2 separate regions of the Mus musculus genome follow, and region 2 is linked to region 1. The links are chromatin loops, found by intact Hi-C in ENCODE. Cell type or tissue: heart. All regions are shown on one strand.

Region 1 (8,000 bases):
CAGGCCTTCCACGTGCTGAGGAAGCCGCACTCCCACCCAAATCTACTACTAAAATGCAAACAGAAACTACAAGGCACATTCTGTAAAATCTTCGTACACTGTTCTACTGTAGAAATCAGGAACTGCTGCTGCTCCTACAGAGCAGCTAAAGCCTGCACCATCTAATGGACTGTTATGTTAACTTAAAATAAGAAGGGGTAGCTAGGACTATATGTGAGCACACTAACTGTGGAGTTCTTATGTGCTATAAAACAAAGTACCCACAGAATCATTATACATGTGTCTGCGGTGAAAAGTCAAAACTCTTGGGCCAGCAAGAGGCTCAATGGATAAAAACACTTTGCTTCCAGGCCTCATGACTAAGTTGGTCCTGGAACCCACTCAGCAGAAAGAGATCCAACTCCTAAAAGCTCTCCTCAACCTCCACATGTGCCTCAGCATGCACACACATAAGCACATGCACATACACATAAAATACATACAAAATAAATGTAATCTTAAATATTTTAAAATTTTTATTTAAAAAATTTAAATAAAAAAATAATTAAAAAACAAAAACAAACCTCTCCTGTTTTAAAAGTCCAAACTGGAACCAGTGCCACACCTGTCCGATTGCCTGCGACTCCTCCTGCACTGTCCTATCCACATAATCTCTTCAGTTTAGCTTCATATCTTCTCTGACTCCAGGACAGCAGAGCAATGCTGGATGTGCTCAAGTCATACCCAGCATGGGACAGCTCTCGGATGCGAGTTTTTAAAGTATTTATGCTGGAGTCTAAAATCCTCGGATTTTCAATTATTTGTGAAGCACTGATTTTTTCTTCTATAAGGCAGTCTATTTTATCATTAAACTTTTTCTCTGACAAGAAGACCATATTCAGATAGCTTAGGACAAACCTCTGTACCTCCTCCTCGCTGCATCCAAGAGAAAGCAGCCTCTCTCTTATGTTTGTGTAATTTTTTTTGGTACAGTCATTGGAAAGGTCTAAGATTCTAGCTCCTGGGCCACATATCAGAAGCAGCAGGTCCCGTTTGTTCAAGTTGAAAGTTGATTGTAAAAATTCAATGTTAGTTTTCACACGTTTGGTGCTCTGAATTAAGATGGAAGGGTTTTTAGAAATTATCTTCCTGACAAAATCTCTGGGATCATTGTGACCTAAGGACATACCAGTCTCCTGCAAAAATTCAACCATTTGCTTATTCAAATTCAGACTGTTGGAGAAGGTTCTGGGAGCATTGGTCAACAGTCTGCAGAGGCATTTATGAGTCAATCCAACAGAGCAAAGGAACTTTATATTATTCTCTAAGTTTAGATTGTTATTAGATCGAAAAAAGGATTCAGGAGAACGCTCCAAAATATTTACAATTTCAAGGTCTGATGCCATAATCTTTCTCCACAGATCCCACCGTTTTGAAAGACTTTCAGGAGTGCGTGTTATAGCTCGTGGATATCTTGATATGATGCTACCAATCACTTTGTCACTAGCTCCCTTGGACAGAAGGAATAACTTCAGCTCCTGCTCATTCGTAACAGCCTTGTTAAAAACTCCAGGCTGTCGCCTCCTTGCCATGTCGATATCAACGCCCATGGTGACTAAGTTGCTCAGCAGGTCCTCCCTCTCCTCCTCCAAAGACTCCTTGTCCTTACTGTCGCATTCCGCACTAAACGGCCTGAATGAAATCGACTTGAGGAAAACTTCTGCTGAATATTGAAGCATCCAGTCTCTTAAATCAAAGAGAAAGTTTCTTCTCACACACCAGATGTTTCTTGATGCCATAATCATCAGGTAGCCCAAAGTTTTTCAAATGCTGTGTAAAATAACATATAATGTTAACATACAATATTATGTGACTAACTAATGACAATATCCAGATCCTTTAAATGCAAGGGGCCTTCCAGGAGAAAGCATCCCGCCCTCCAGCTCTCCTGCCCACAGACACTAATTTCTTTGCTTCTGGCTACCTTAATCTAAAGCTCTAAATGTAGCTCTGAAAAAAAAACACACTTCAGATTGTCTACTTTCCATCTTTAATGTCTTTTTTGAATTTATAATATCCTTTAAGTGGATCACATTGATTACACATGTATATATATATATATACATATATATAACTATATGTTATAAATTATATGTTTATTACATACTATAACTTATACATTACCTATTATATAACATATGTTATATATAAACATTATATATTATATATAAGCATATATATGTATATGCTTACACAAATCTCTGGACAACACCTATCAACATCAATCTCTACCTCAGTTTACCAAATTGTTTGCTTGGTTACAATGCAATAATTCTACACTCTTTTCCATCTTCAAAATGATATAGTTGAGGGAATGTGGTGTAAATCAGAGGTAGGTCAGTGGTACAGCATACGTCCATAGCACGCATGAGGACTTGAGTTCAATTCCCCAACCCCAGAAAGAAGAAGGAGGAATTAATTTTCTAGTTCAAAGTTGTTAGGTTTTAAACCTGGGACAAGAGTTTGCCAAGAACACTAGCTGAAGGGTTCATTAAACATATCAAAGCTGACCTTGCTTTCCTGTCACATACACATGCATATACATATATAACTTTTATATAAACCTAAATTCTCCATTAGAAGCATGTCCTATTGTTTGTCTTCATTATTCTCATATTCCCATCACCTTCTTGGTCACCCCTTCCTCCTACCAGTACTAACTACATTTATATCAGACTCACCAGCAAGTGCACGTGCCTGTACTCACACACACCTTTTTAAAGTCTCACATATTGTTAAACTGCCTTTTCTTTCAGAAAGGGTCATTTTCTTGAATCCTAGTTGTATTGCAAGGCCTTGTATAAACACACTCTTCATTTAAAAACAGATTGTTCAGCCGGGAAACTATACAGCATAATGCAATTTAAAAAACAAAGGTAGATATTGAATTGACTCCAGTCTTACTCTAAAAATAAACAACATTCTAAAAGGAATGTTAAATTTAGCAAATATCACAAAAATCTCCATGATTGTAATGAGTGAGGTCCAAGGAGGAAGATATACGTCCTATTCTGTCCCACAGTTGGAAAGCTCACAGGCTTTTAAAGAAAACTGATAATCATTCGCATTGGGGTACCACAATCAGCTAATTTTTTGAAGCAGCATTTAAGTGGAGAGTGTTTGTTGGTTTGTTTGTTTGTTTGTTTGTTTGTTTTAGAACTACACTTCAGCATCGGATTTGTCGTTAAGATGAGAGACTTTGGATATTTCCAGAAAAGGTAAGGGCCAGATGTTTCTACCACCACACCGCCAATCCGAAAAAGAAAAAGGCAAAAATACAACCAATGTAGTAGAGAATAAAGAGATCCAGGCTAGACACCTTCAAATCATTTTTGTGAGATGCACAACCTCTCGCAAACTAAACATTTCTCAGTCATAATAAAAAGAAAACGGCAACGCATGGGGGGAAGGTAGCGGAATCGCAAACGCACTTTAATACCAGAACCCCACGTTACACATACATTATTTCGTAATGCCCTATATATACAACAACCTAAGGGTGGGCACTGTCCCTAAAGTTACAAATTCCGAGCCAATGCCGAGCTCTTTGCTGTACGAAGTGTGGAGGGCTTGATGAGTCTAAACTCAGAACCGCCGTAATCCCACATCGAAGGCTCGCCTTCCCTCGGGCAGTTCTGCAATGGCCTTTAGCCATTCATCGCCCTGTCTAGCAGAGACTCGCAAGCCGCTCGCAAAGGCTCCAGCAGCTCCCCAGCCCCAGCCCGCACACTGCATCCGCGCTCCTACCAACGCTCCCGGTAGACACCTTTCACTTCCGCCTCTGGACGCCCGGGAGGGAGCGGAGTGCGGAAGTAACGGCTGACTTCCGGCCTCGGCCTGGCGCAGAGGTGACGTCACTAGCCCGGCGCGCTGTGCCTAAATCCTCGGCCGCCTGACCGCGGGAGCCCAGCAGGGGGCGGCTGAGACTGTGGCTGCGGGGACTCTGGGCTCTGGGCTGGTTCGAGACCACAGGGCGGCGCCAAGGCTTCCCTCTGGCTGGGGCTGAGATTCTGCCTGTACCAAAGAACAGGTTCAGTTTGATCTCTTTCTTTTAGGTTGCTTTATAGACCTTGGGGGTTTTTGTTTGTTTGTTTGGTAGGTTGGTTGGTTTTTATTTCCCCCAAATTCTTTTGCATTTTTCTGTTTGGTTTGGTGTTTGTAAGAATAAAGATTTCTATTTGGGAATTTAAATTATTAATAATCAGTTTACCCAGAAAGTGAAACTACTGATCACAGCTTATTCCTTGCCTGGGATTACTCAGTAGCTATTTATGGTGCACGTGTGGCTTACCTTCACCAGTATTGCGGAAAGCAAGACAACCTCTGCCTTCTGGACCGTAACTCCCATGGTCTCGCTTCTGCCTGAATATTCTCTCCTCAGCCTGCCCCATGGATTTTCATTTATGAACACCAGGAGATGGCTTTAGTCCTCTTGAAAGTGATATCAATGAGGAAAAGGTGCAGCTGAGATATTGGAGAGGTTGGGAAGACCAAGGGCAGGGAGAGAAAGATGAGGGGCAAAGAAGAGGTAAAGAGAACTAAGAGCAGTGTGGTAGATGATGTTTCTCAAGAGGCTGATTTGGGGTTCTCATCTTCCTTAAGGGTCTTTCTTTCTTTCTTTCTTTCAAGACAACTTTGTATGAAAGTTGTGTTGCTATGCAAACACCATTTGTTTTTTGAAAGGATGGTGACATGTAATGATGCTTGAGACTTTAAATGACTTCACTTGGAAGGAGGAGAGTAGGGAAGTCAAGATGAACCCCTCCCTAAAATTAGACTTAAAATCCTTGGGAATTAGACTCAATGTGTAGTTCAAATGCCATGTCTATGCTATCTTCAGAATTGCCCCTGGCCTCTTACAACCAAAGACTAATAATAATGATATAATTAGTAATATTGATTATTGTGCCCTTTCTGTCTGCCTCACTAGATTTTCCTTGAGAAGTTCACAGACCCTTACTTTACCACTAATGTCTAAGTCTCAACAAACCTAATTAGAGTGAGAAGAAATTAGCCCTCCATTCCTCTAAGAGAACCCACACATAAAATACCACCATCAATTGGCACCAGGATTCAATAAACAAATGTTCTTGCTACCTCTTTTTCAATTATACAAATCTTACATCTTCCTGTAATTACACTCAAGGTGTGTAGAAGGATTTTAATTTAACAACATGTCTACTCTAGCCAGAATACAGGCATGCCCTTAGCACATACTGTTAATCCCTCTAGCTGGAATACAAACATGCCCTTATTATAGACCATTAATCCCAAAGAATGAAAGTAAAGTTAGTTTGTAGAAGGAAGCACTCATGTTTGAATGTGATATCTATTGAATGGCAGATAACATGATGAATCAGAGAAACATTTGACAGAATAAGGATATGATCAATTCTCAGGAGAGAGAAGAGATGTGGAGGGAAGGATGGAGGGAGGGAGGAGGAAGTTTTACCAGGAGAGTTTTATAGAGATAGGTTGAAGAGAGAAAAGAACTAGATATAGGTAAAATGACAATGAGAAGGAGCCAGAAGATTAGAACAGATTGCTAAAATTAGTTTGAGGCCAAGCAGAGTCATTCAGTCAGAAGTGAGAAAAGGCAGATTAAATCAATCAGCTTGAAGGGGAGTTTGAGCCAGAACAGCTAAGTTGAGTCAGCCAGCCAGAGTCCCAAAAGAATTAGAAAGAGTGAACTCATTCATCAATAAGTCTCAGAGGCTGAACACATCCTAGCCTAGATTAGACTATTCTGAGGCTAGAAGTTTGCAGGAGAAGGCCCTTAGCAGATGGAGGCAGTAAGCCTCCAGAGAACAGTTACATCAGTGAATAAAGATACTTTTACAGAAGTCATTGTCTTACATAGGGTTACTACTGTTGTGATGAGACACTGTAACCAAAGCAACCTGGGGAGGAAAGGGTTTATTTAGCCTATGCTTCATCACCACTGTTCATCACCAAGGAAGTTCAGACAGGAACTCAGACAGAACAGGAACCTGGAACCAGTAACTGATGCAGAGTCATGGAGGAGTGCTGCTTACTGGCTTGTTCCTCATAGCTCGCTCAACTTGCTTTCTTTTTTAAAATTTTTATTAGGTATTTTCCTCATTTACATTTCCAATGCTATCCCAAAAGCCTCCCATACCCACCCACCCCCACTCCCCTACCCACCCACTCCCACTTTTTGGCCTTTGTGGGAAGCCACATGTGCCATTGCAGAGTGGCACTGACTACTGCTGGCCACCACGCATAAGTTTGGACAAACAACCAATGTATACATATGCAGTAAAGTTTTTTGCAAAGACACTGCCTGGCCCGGGCATGATAATGAGGCTTTGAGAGTATAACCAATCAGATGTGAGACATGCAAATGAGGTATGATAATGAGGCTCTGTGAGGTACAGAGAGAGAGTAGCCAATCAGATGAGGAACATGCAAATGAGGCATAGTGCATAACCAATCCGGGTGTGAGACACGCCTCTCCTAGGCCTATATAAGCAGCACCAGTTCTGGGCTCGGGGTCTTTTCGCCTCTACAATCAAGCTCTCCCAATAAACGTGTGCAGAAGGATCCTGTTGCAGTGTCGTTCTGGCTGGTCGAGTCCGCAAGAAGTGGTGCCGAAAACCTGGGACAAGAAACATCTTCAGGCATGAGCGAAGACCCCCTGCTACAGGGAGGATTCAGAACTGCATCGTGGGGAAGGAGTGGTTAATAAAGGTTCCCATAAAACAGACTGCTGAGAAGGATCTGGCGTGGATTCAGAACTCTTCAGCTGGGGAACGGTGGTAATGAAGTGTTCCTGCAAAACAAACTGCTGAGAAGGATTCAACTGCGTGGATTCAGAACTCTTCAGCTGAGGAACGGTTGTACCGGTAAGTATAAAGAAATTAAGGTAAGTCTCTGAGAGATATGCTTTCTTACGCAGTAGGTCTGGTAATTGTTGCTGGGTTTGTGTGGGACCAGCTGTTAAGGAAGGGCAGTGACTTTGTAGGAGTACCAGGAAGGCATATCAGAAACAGAGAGAAAGAAAAAAGAAGATGCGCGCAGAAAAATAAGTAACTTAAGAAATATAAAAAGAGAAAAAGAAAGGAAGCTAAAATATAAAGGTACAAAGGATAATATAAAATATAAAGATACAAAGGATAATATAAAGATACAAAGGATAATATAAAGATACAAAGGATAATATAAAGATATAAAGGGTAATATAAAAAATGAAGAACAAAAAATTAAGTCAATTTACCCTCCTCTCGAGGACTTTGACTAAAGAGGCAGCCTTCATCAAAGGCTTAAAGATAGCTCTCAGGGAAAGAGGAGTAACTATTAGAAGCAGCCACTGTGCAGAATTCCTAGAAGAAGGAGAAAAAATGAAAATAAGCTATTTCAGAGCCCTCCTAGGGACAGACGGAAAATGGGAGACGTCCTGCTTCCTCTCTGGATCCTATGGAGATATTTTTAGCTTCGGATAGGATATCTGTGTTCTATTGTCTGTTTTTGGTGCACCAAATTGTCTATATGTCTGTCAACTCATGTTTGTTTTTGCTTGGATGATTGATTGTTGTTCTGTGTTTCATGTTGAAAAATATAAAAAGTAGTCACAGTCTGCACAGCAAAAATTGACAAGTTAGCTGCACGGTGGCTGGGAGACAAGTACAGCTGAAAAAGCCCTGCTCAGGGCCAATTGCAAATGGAGCTTTTAAAGGGGCAGGCAGCCTTTTGCTTGTAACAGAAAGTTAGCTTAAAATTGGAAACCCAAGGTTGGAGTTATTCTAAACAACATAAGAAAACAGGTAATATGCAAAAGCAGTGTACAAAGGGTAGAAAGAGTATGTTTGAAAATAAAGTACATATCTTTACAAATAGAAGGAAAACCCTTTCAAGGTATAATGGATACAGGAGCAGATAAAAGCATTATATCTAGTAAGTGGTGGCCTGCTTCTTGGCCTGTTAATCAATCGTCACATAGC
Region 2 (8,000 bases), 210 kb after region 1:
CTTGTACTAAGGTCAAATCTAAGTGGATCACATAAAACCAGACACTGAAACTTATAGAGTAGAAAGTGGGGGAAAACCTCGAAGATATGGGCACAGGGGAAAAACTCCTGAATAGAACAGCAATGGCTTGTGCTGTTAAGAGCAAGAACTGACAAATGGGACCTCATAAAATTGCAAAGCTTCTGTAAGGCAAAAGACACCGTCAATAAGACAAAAAGGCCACCAACAGATTGGGAAAGGATCTTTACCTATCCTAAATCAGATAGGGGAATAATATCCAATATATATAAAGAACCTCAAGAAGGTGGACTCCAGAAAATCAAATAACCCCATTAAAAAATGGGGCTCAGAGCTAAACAAAGAATTCTCACCTGAGGAATATGGAATGGCTGAGAAGCACCTGAAAAAATGTTCAGCATCCTTAATCATCAGGGAAATGCAAATCAAAACAACCCTGAGATTCCATTTCACATCAGTAAGAATGGCTAAGATCAAAAGTTCAGGTGACAGCAGATGCTGGCGAGGATGTGGAGAAAGAGGAACACTCCTCCATTGTTGGTCGGATTGCAAGCTTGTACAACCACTCTGGAAATCAGTCTGGCGGTTCCTCAGAAAATTGGACATAGTACTACCGGAGGATCCTACAATACCTCTCCTGGGCATATATCCAGAAGATGTTCCAACTAGTAAGAAAGACACATGCTCCACTATGTTCATAGCAGCCTTATTTATAATAGCCAGAAGCTGGAAAGAATCCAGGTGTCCCGCAACAGAGGAATGGATACAGAAAATGTGATACATTTAGACAATGGAGCACTACTCAGATATTAAAAGGGATGAATTTATGAAATTCCTAGGCAAATGGTTGGACCTGGAGGGCATCATCCTGAGTGAGGTGACCCAATCACAAAAGAACTCACATGATATGTACTCACTGATAAGTGGATATTAGCCCAGAAACTTAGAATACCCAAGATACAAGACACAATTTGCGAAACACATGAAACTCAAGAAGAACGAAGACAAAAGTGTGGACACTTTGCCCCTTCTTAGAATTGTGAACAAAATACCCATCGAACGAGTTACAGAGACAAAGTTTGGAGCTGAGACAAAAGGATGGACCGTCTTTGAGACTGCCATACCCGGGGATCCATCCCATAATCAGCCTCCAAACGCTGACACCATTGCATACATTAGCAAGACTTTGCTGAAAGGACCCAGATATAGCTGTCTCTTGTGAGGCTACGCCGAGGCCTAGCAAACACAGAAGTGGATGCTCAGAGTCAGCTATTAGATGAATCACAGGGTCCCCAATGGAGGAGCTAGAGAAAGTACCCAAGGAGCTAAAGGGATCTGCAACCCTATAGGTGGAACACCAATATGAACTAATCAGTACCCAGGAGCTTGTGTCTTTAGCTGCATATGAATCATAAGATGGCCTAGTCGGCTGTCATTGGTAAGAGAGGCCCATTGGTCTTGCAAACTTTAGATGCTTCAGTACAGGAGAAAGCCATGGCCAAGAAGTGGGAGAGGGTGGGTAGGGGAGTGGGGGGGGGGGGGGAGGGTGTGGGGGACTTTTGGGATAGCATTGGAAATGTAAATGAGGAAAATACCTAATAAAAAATAAAGAAAAAAAGGAATGAGCTCAGTAAATAAAGAAAACCAGGCCTGAATTCTCATAAAATGGAAGCTCCTGATGTGCCCAAATTAGGAAGCACACAGACAGTCCAGTGACTGCAACGTGGTCCTTATCCATACATACCTGAAACTTGGCAGAGGCAGCCAAGCTGGCAATAGCCAGGCAGCGTGGGTAAAACCTCCATCCAGGTCTGCGTACAGCTGAGCCACCTTCTCGTTGAGTTGACTTCTAATTTCCTTTCCATGTAAACAATGGCTAGCTGTCAAAATTATGAGCTCAGACAGTGCTTCAAACACATCTAAGAGGAGGAAAAGATCAGTCTCAACACTCTCTCCAAAAAGCTTTTAATTGTTTTTTTTTTCTGGAACATAAGGAAATTGTGATGAAAGGAGTGGGAATATATATAGCAGGTCCCAAAAACCAGAGGCATAAACTCATCAGTCTGTGTGTACTATAACCACCATTGCACACCAGCACTGGAGACAGCAGCGGGTAGGCCCACTGGATGGTGCTCTCTGGCTCTACTGTCACATCGGGCTTCCCACCTGGAAAGCACCCTGGTCCTCTTGGCGCTTCACAGTTTTGCTTTAGACTCGTGGCTTGATGTGGGTTGTGCTTCGTAGCACAGGCTGTCCTTGAACCTGTAATCCTTCTGCCTCCAATTCCCAAGTGCTAGAATTCCAGGCATGTGCCTCAGTTATTTGTCAATCTAGGTAAGATCATGCCTGTAAGCCCAGGATGCAGGAAGTTCCCTAACTACTCGGCAAGCCCTTCACAAGTAAGTTAATTACTAGGTGTGCTAATGCATGCATCAGCTTCTTTTGAGACTAGTAAACACATTAGTTACATCAGCTGTGGGTGTTTGTCTACACCTTCTACAGGGGCTGATGGCCAGCCTGGGAAGGTGGCAACCTGCTGCCTGAGATCGTACTGGCCTAGAAGCAGATACTGCTGCTGGTACAGACATGCCAATTGCTCTCTGAAGACAATACTTAGAAGTGCTCTGTAAAGGCAGGGTTGGCCATTACCACTGCACAGTAGTCAGCACCCCCTTCTCATTAGAGACGTGGCCCTTCCGCACCTACTGTATTTTGTTCTGTACATAGACAGAAAGAATGAGACAAATGTAACGCATTTTACTTACTTCTTTCTCCGCTTTCTCCCCAACTTTGAAAGTATTCCTTTGCTTCTTTTTCAATGATAGGAACATACTGCTTAAAGTGGGCTATGTTAAGGCCACTTTTTATGATTTTCTTCTGTTCCAAGAAAATCTTCAAAACAAACAAACAAAAAATACTGAGTGTTTATAACACTAAAGGACACTTTTATTTCATTCTGAAGTATATCATGTTATCCTTACTGCATAACAGAGGAAACAATTTTCTTAAATTTAAAAATAAAAACAGTAACAGGATTTTTATGAACTAAGCATATATGGCATCCAGGCCATGTATTTGAAAGAACACATTTAAGAAGGGCTCTCCCCCTGGAGGAGGGAACCCCACCTACTGCCTCCTAATACTCCACCACTCAGGGACCCACCTTCCTCTCCTGCTATCTCCCAACCCTCCAAAGCAATCCAGTCAACACACTTCCCAAAGTCCACTCTACTCCACTGTTATCTTATCCTCCTCCTTTTCTTCTCATTCTAGAGCTAAATGCCATCATCACTGACACCATCTTCTAGAAGTCTAGAACAGCATGAATAAAAACTTGTCTGCTAACTAACTGCCCTCTGAGACATAACATTTTAAGTCGATTAAAACATGTTTAAGATAATAGAGATGAGTCTAAACAAAACTTTTTGATAGCTATTGCCTTTGAATGTAAAGGGAGACATTCACCTCCCCAACCTCTCCCGACCCCAGAAACACTGATATTGACCCTTAACACAGTGTGGGCTATGTCTATTATGGCCCTTACCGGAGTTCACCAGGCACTTGAGTCTGCTGCCTCATCTATATTCTATTCATAACACGTGAATGAATAAGATATGAACAAGCCTTGCCAACCAATATAAAACAAACCCATGGTTTCTTTCCAAGTGTCACAAATTGTCAGATTTCTTAAGCTAGGGAATAAATTAATTCTTCATTACACATGTATAACATTACACAACTAGTTGGAACTACTGTAGTTTAGATTTGACTTTTGTCCAGGACAGAAGAGCCACCTACTGCATTTGGCACATCATATGCAACTCCCTTCCCAAACACAGGTGTTGTCAGCCGACCGTAGACTTCTTCTGCATTCAGGTCTTCGTTTTTACTATTGAAGAGCAGCGCAGCTGCATCACTCCCCAGAAGGTAAGTGAAGGTCTTGCCCACCATGGTAAAGCTAAACACAGGTCCATACTAAAGAGAAAAAGATCCAAAGTTCTGTTACAAAGACATTTCTTACATCACAGAATAATACTTTGCTGAAAAGTTCCAAATATGCATAAACTTTGAAGCAAATGCTTTCATCTGGTCATATCCCACCTCCTGTCTTCATCACAAAGTCAGTATAAATATGATTTCTTCTTTTTCACTACTTATCCTGAAAATATTTTCTACCATGCAAAACATCAGAGCTCATTAAATGTCACTGTTAGCTTTAGTCCGTTGCTCTCAGCATTAGATATATACCTTTTTAAGTATGGTTTTGTTCTATACTGGCTATATTGAATTCTTTAATCAACATCTATAAGAATATAAATATTTTTTCCCTCTTGTTAAAAATTAATTTAACGGGGCTGGTGGGATGGCCAGGTAGGTAAAAATCTCTTGCCATCAAGTCTGGTGACCTGAATTTGATCAGCAGAATCCACGAACCAAATAACATCAAAGAATCACTACCATTAAGTATTTGCACAAGTATATCAGAAGGAGTGTGGTATAACAACTGGTGTATGGCTCTTTTCTTGCAGAGGATCTGAGTTTGGTTCCCAGAACCCATACTGGTCAGCTCACATCTGATTATAGCTTTATCTCTAGGGGATACAGTGCCCTCTTCTGGCCTTGGCAAGCAACTGCATTTAGGTGCACATACTAATAGAGACACAAAGACTTTTATACAATTTTAAAACTGTATCTTTTTTTTTCCTTCAGTGTCAAGAATAGACTTAGGATGCAGGAGGTGCACAGAAGACCCAACACCCTGTAGCTGTGGAGCTGATGATAGTCCGTGGCTGCTAAAGGATGGGGAGTCAGTTTCTTAAGGATGTGACCCTAAGTAGGTTGACCATGCTCTAATGGAGGCCCTACTCCATTCATATGTAGAGGACACTAACTGGACTCAGTGTGTTGTTTTGTAGAAAACGGTATAAAGTTGAGAGGGAGACATGGGAGAACAAGGAGGAACTGGAAGAGGGAAGTGGGATGTGACTACGATTGAAATACATTGTATACATTTATAAAACTCTCAAAGAATATTTTAAACGATATTAAAACAAAAGAGAGTTCAGTTAAATAATATTGGGAAGTGAAATAATTAACAAGAACCCCAGAGCCAGTCTTTGGAACAAACGGCTGATCTGATGCCAAAGGACTGTTTTCACAGGGAAGAAGCAAAGACTTGAGTACCCACACCGTCCAAGTGGAGGCTGAGATCCCACAGGATGGACAGAACCAGGGGTACAAGACACAACATTCCAAAGATATATCAGTAAGAAACTAGCTGTCAACTCTGACTATAATCCACGAAAATAAAATGTAAGACTATTTTTAAAAACGTAATTGTTAGAACTACAGGTTTCCTCACATCTCAGAGACTATATCCCAGGACAGACACTCTGGGAAGCTAAGAGCCAACAAGGCCTTTTCCTTTTATGTTTTCAATACTGCCAATAAGCAGGGAGGGCACAATCTTTTTACAAATGTCTTTCTATTTAAAGAAAAGCACTTCTCTACACTAGAGTCTCTGCCTCTGTCTGTTCCGAAGACTTACCTTCTCATATGCATTTTCCAGAAACTCAATTGGACTTTTCCCAAATGCTATTGCATGGCCAAGGAATGGAATTGGAGAGTAAATATGTGGTGGACTTTTCTGCAAAAAGAAAATGAAAATTTTAGTTTTCATTTTATTAATAGGAAAGTTTCATATGATAGCCTGCTTAAGAATAATGTTTAAAAAAACCACACACACACACACAGTATAGTTAGACAAGGTTTAGCCTCAAAAGAACTCAAAACAGAAATGACTACACAGGAAGGCACTGCACACTCAAGGGGTGAAGGCTGGAAGATATGCCAAGGTGAGCCTTGGCTACATAACAAGTTCTACAGCCACCCTGGGATATAATAAATATCTCAGAAATGATGATGATGATAGTGAGCTTTTGAAATGTATCTAATGAAAGTAAGAAATAGTAACTGCCTATCGATCCCTTGGGTTCAGAGATTAGTTTTAAAGCAACTTGGTTGGAACTTAACGCTGGGTTAAGTTTTTACATCCCATTGTCAGTTTCGAAGGGATGGTTTTCAAAGCTACCAAATGTTGATTACAAGGGTATTCATGAACTATATTTGGAAGGCTTGAAATTAGTGGTTTGGTGTAGCGCTAAACTAGAGAAACAGTATTTTAACAGCATCACAGGAAAGCGCTTCCCACACTCTCAAGTCACTTATGAACTGTCTGCAATTTCCCTGACACTGCTATTAATCATCGTTATGCCCAATAGCCCACAGTATACTAAACACACAGGGCAGTATCAAGAGTGATGGCCACCGGGGATGCAGCTACCCTTAACTTGCCATCAAGGCCCTCACAAAGAGCCCAAACACCTCTGACAACCAACAGTAAAGTCAGTACAGTGCTCTGCACTTAAGAGTCATGGATGGCCAAGGCAATCAGACCAGCCAAATCCATCCAGCAAGGCCTCCAGTCTGCACATCCATCACTGACTACAAACGCTGCAAAGTAGGATCCTAGCCAGAAGTTCAAAGCCGCTATCACAGCAGAAACGGCGACGGCCAGCACAGCCCCCGAGTTCAGGTTCCAGCAAGGAGACCAGAAAGACCACCACAACAGCAAAGATCAGGCACGGGCGTCTGCAGCCGCCACCCCAGCCTCCCGCGCGCCCGCCACCGCTAGCGCCCCCCGAGCCCGCCCGCTTAGCCGGGGCACAGACTGAGGACCCCGAGGTGCACGTACCGCTCCAGCGGGCAGCTGGACCATGTGGCCCACGGCGAGACGGAACAGGTAGACGAGGCTGAGAGTGAAGGCGCAGGCGATGAGCAGCGTGGAAAGCAAGTTGCCTCCTGTCACCTGCTCCATCGCCTGTCCGAGCACCCAGCCGCCTGACTGCAGCAAGCCCAGAAGTACCATCCCGACCGTCGCTTCGATCCGCCCGGTAGGCTGGGGGCCGAGGTCGCACACCGCTTCTCGGAAAAGATGGAGCAGGAGAAGCCGGCAGATAGAAGTCGGGAGGCGGCCCCGGCCTGATGGCTTAGTCTGGCCCGGGCCCTTCACACGCCCACAGACAGCTCGCGCGCCACCAGGACGTCACAGACGGGGCGGGGCTTCTGGTGGCCACGCCTCCGTCTAGGTGCGGGGATTCTTGCGCCACCGAGGGGACCTGAGGAAGCAGGCTCTACCGTGGCACTTGGACTCGGTGAAGAAAGTGATGGCTGCACAAATGATCGCGCCCCGAGAACCGCAGACCACGAGGTCCCGCGTGCTTAACGAGCACGGCCCCGGCAGCGGGCACGGACGAGCCTGGCGGAGGGATCTCAGGACCAGATTGGTGGCGGACAGCGGCAGAGGCGAAGGCGCTCTGTGATTGCACCACGCGCTGCTGAGGTGATCTCGGCCTATGTGGCGTCAGCAGAGCTGGCGGCCCGGGCACCGCCCCCTCCGTGGGGCGCCCGCCTCTGCGGCTATTCGCGGAGATGTCACCTCTGGGCTTTGTGAGACCAGCCCTTCGTGAGCCCTGCACCACGAATCTTGGAAAAAAAAAAAAAACACTCCTGCAGATGCAACCTGGAGGGTGAGACCATCGGATCACCCGTACAATCTGCTTGACAGGTTGTTCGTGTAGGGCCACATTGCTAGCAAGTGATAGTTGTTTGGTGTGCTGCTGTACCAAGACAAGTCTTTTAAAATAAATACAGGCCATAAAGTAAACTGAGGCAGATGTCCCCAAACTCCTGTTCTGATAGCTGGATCTGAAGCAGGAGTTACCCTGATCTCACTACAAATAAAGCACCTCTGATGACATGTTTCCAAATTAACCCTCCTTCCAGATCTTTGGCAGGTACATTTATTTATTTAACCAGGGTTAAGAGCTAGATTTTTTGCTAAGTTTGGAGATGATTGTGCAGTGATTGGCAAAACTGCAAGCACCTCCAGGAATGAGTAAGATGGTCCAGCCACCGTCTAG

What was found. Peaks named below come from ENCODE experiments on the same cell type or tissue, not always from the same donor. Only the 100,000 strongest peaks of a DNase experiment are listed, where the experiment ranks them.
Region 2: a loop joins it to region 1, with 4 times the contacts of the local background. A loop is called at or near these places in 8 of 42 quality-filtered maps.

What each region holds. Positions count from the first base shown.
Region 1 is chr5:3,890,089-3,898,088 of GRCm38, forward strand. It overlaps Mterf1a (mitochondrial transcription termination factor 1a), which reads right to left and starts at 3,845. Exons shown (of 2, transcript NM_001013023.2): 1 at 3,787-3,845; 2 at 493-1,809. The coding sequence starts at 1,778. The coding sequence ends at 639. In heart, a CTCF peak has its summit at 4,072; a DNase peak (open chromatin) is centred at 4,043; H3K4me3 peaks cover 840 bases; H3K27ac peaks cover 480 bases.
Region 2 is chr5:4,097,362-4,105,361 of GRCm38, forward strand. Cyp51 (cytochrome P450, family 51) reads right to left here and starts at 7,336. Exons shown (of 10, transcript NM_020010.2): 1 at 6,773-7,336; 2 at 5,567-5,665; 3 at 3,817-3,993; 4 at 2,784-2,910; 5 at 1,763-1,937. The coding sequence starts at 6,946. In heart, a CTCF peak has its summit at 4,625 (motif pointing left); DNase peaks (open chromatin) are centred at 7,130 and 7,390; H3K4me3 peaks cover 2,428 bases; H3K27ac peaks cover 1,910 bases.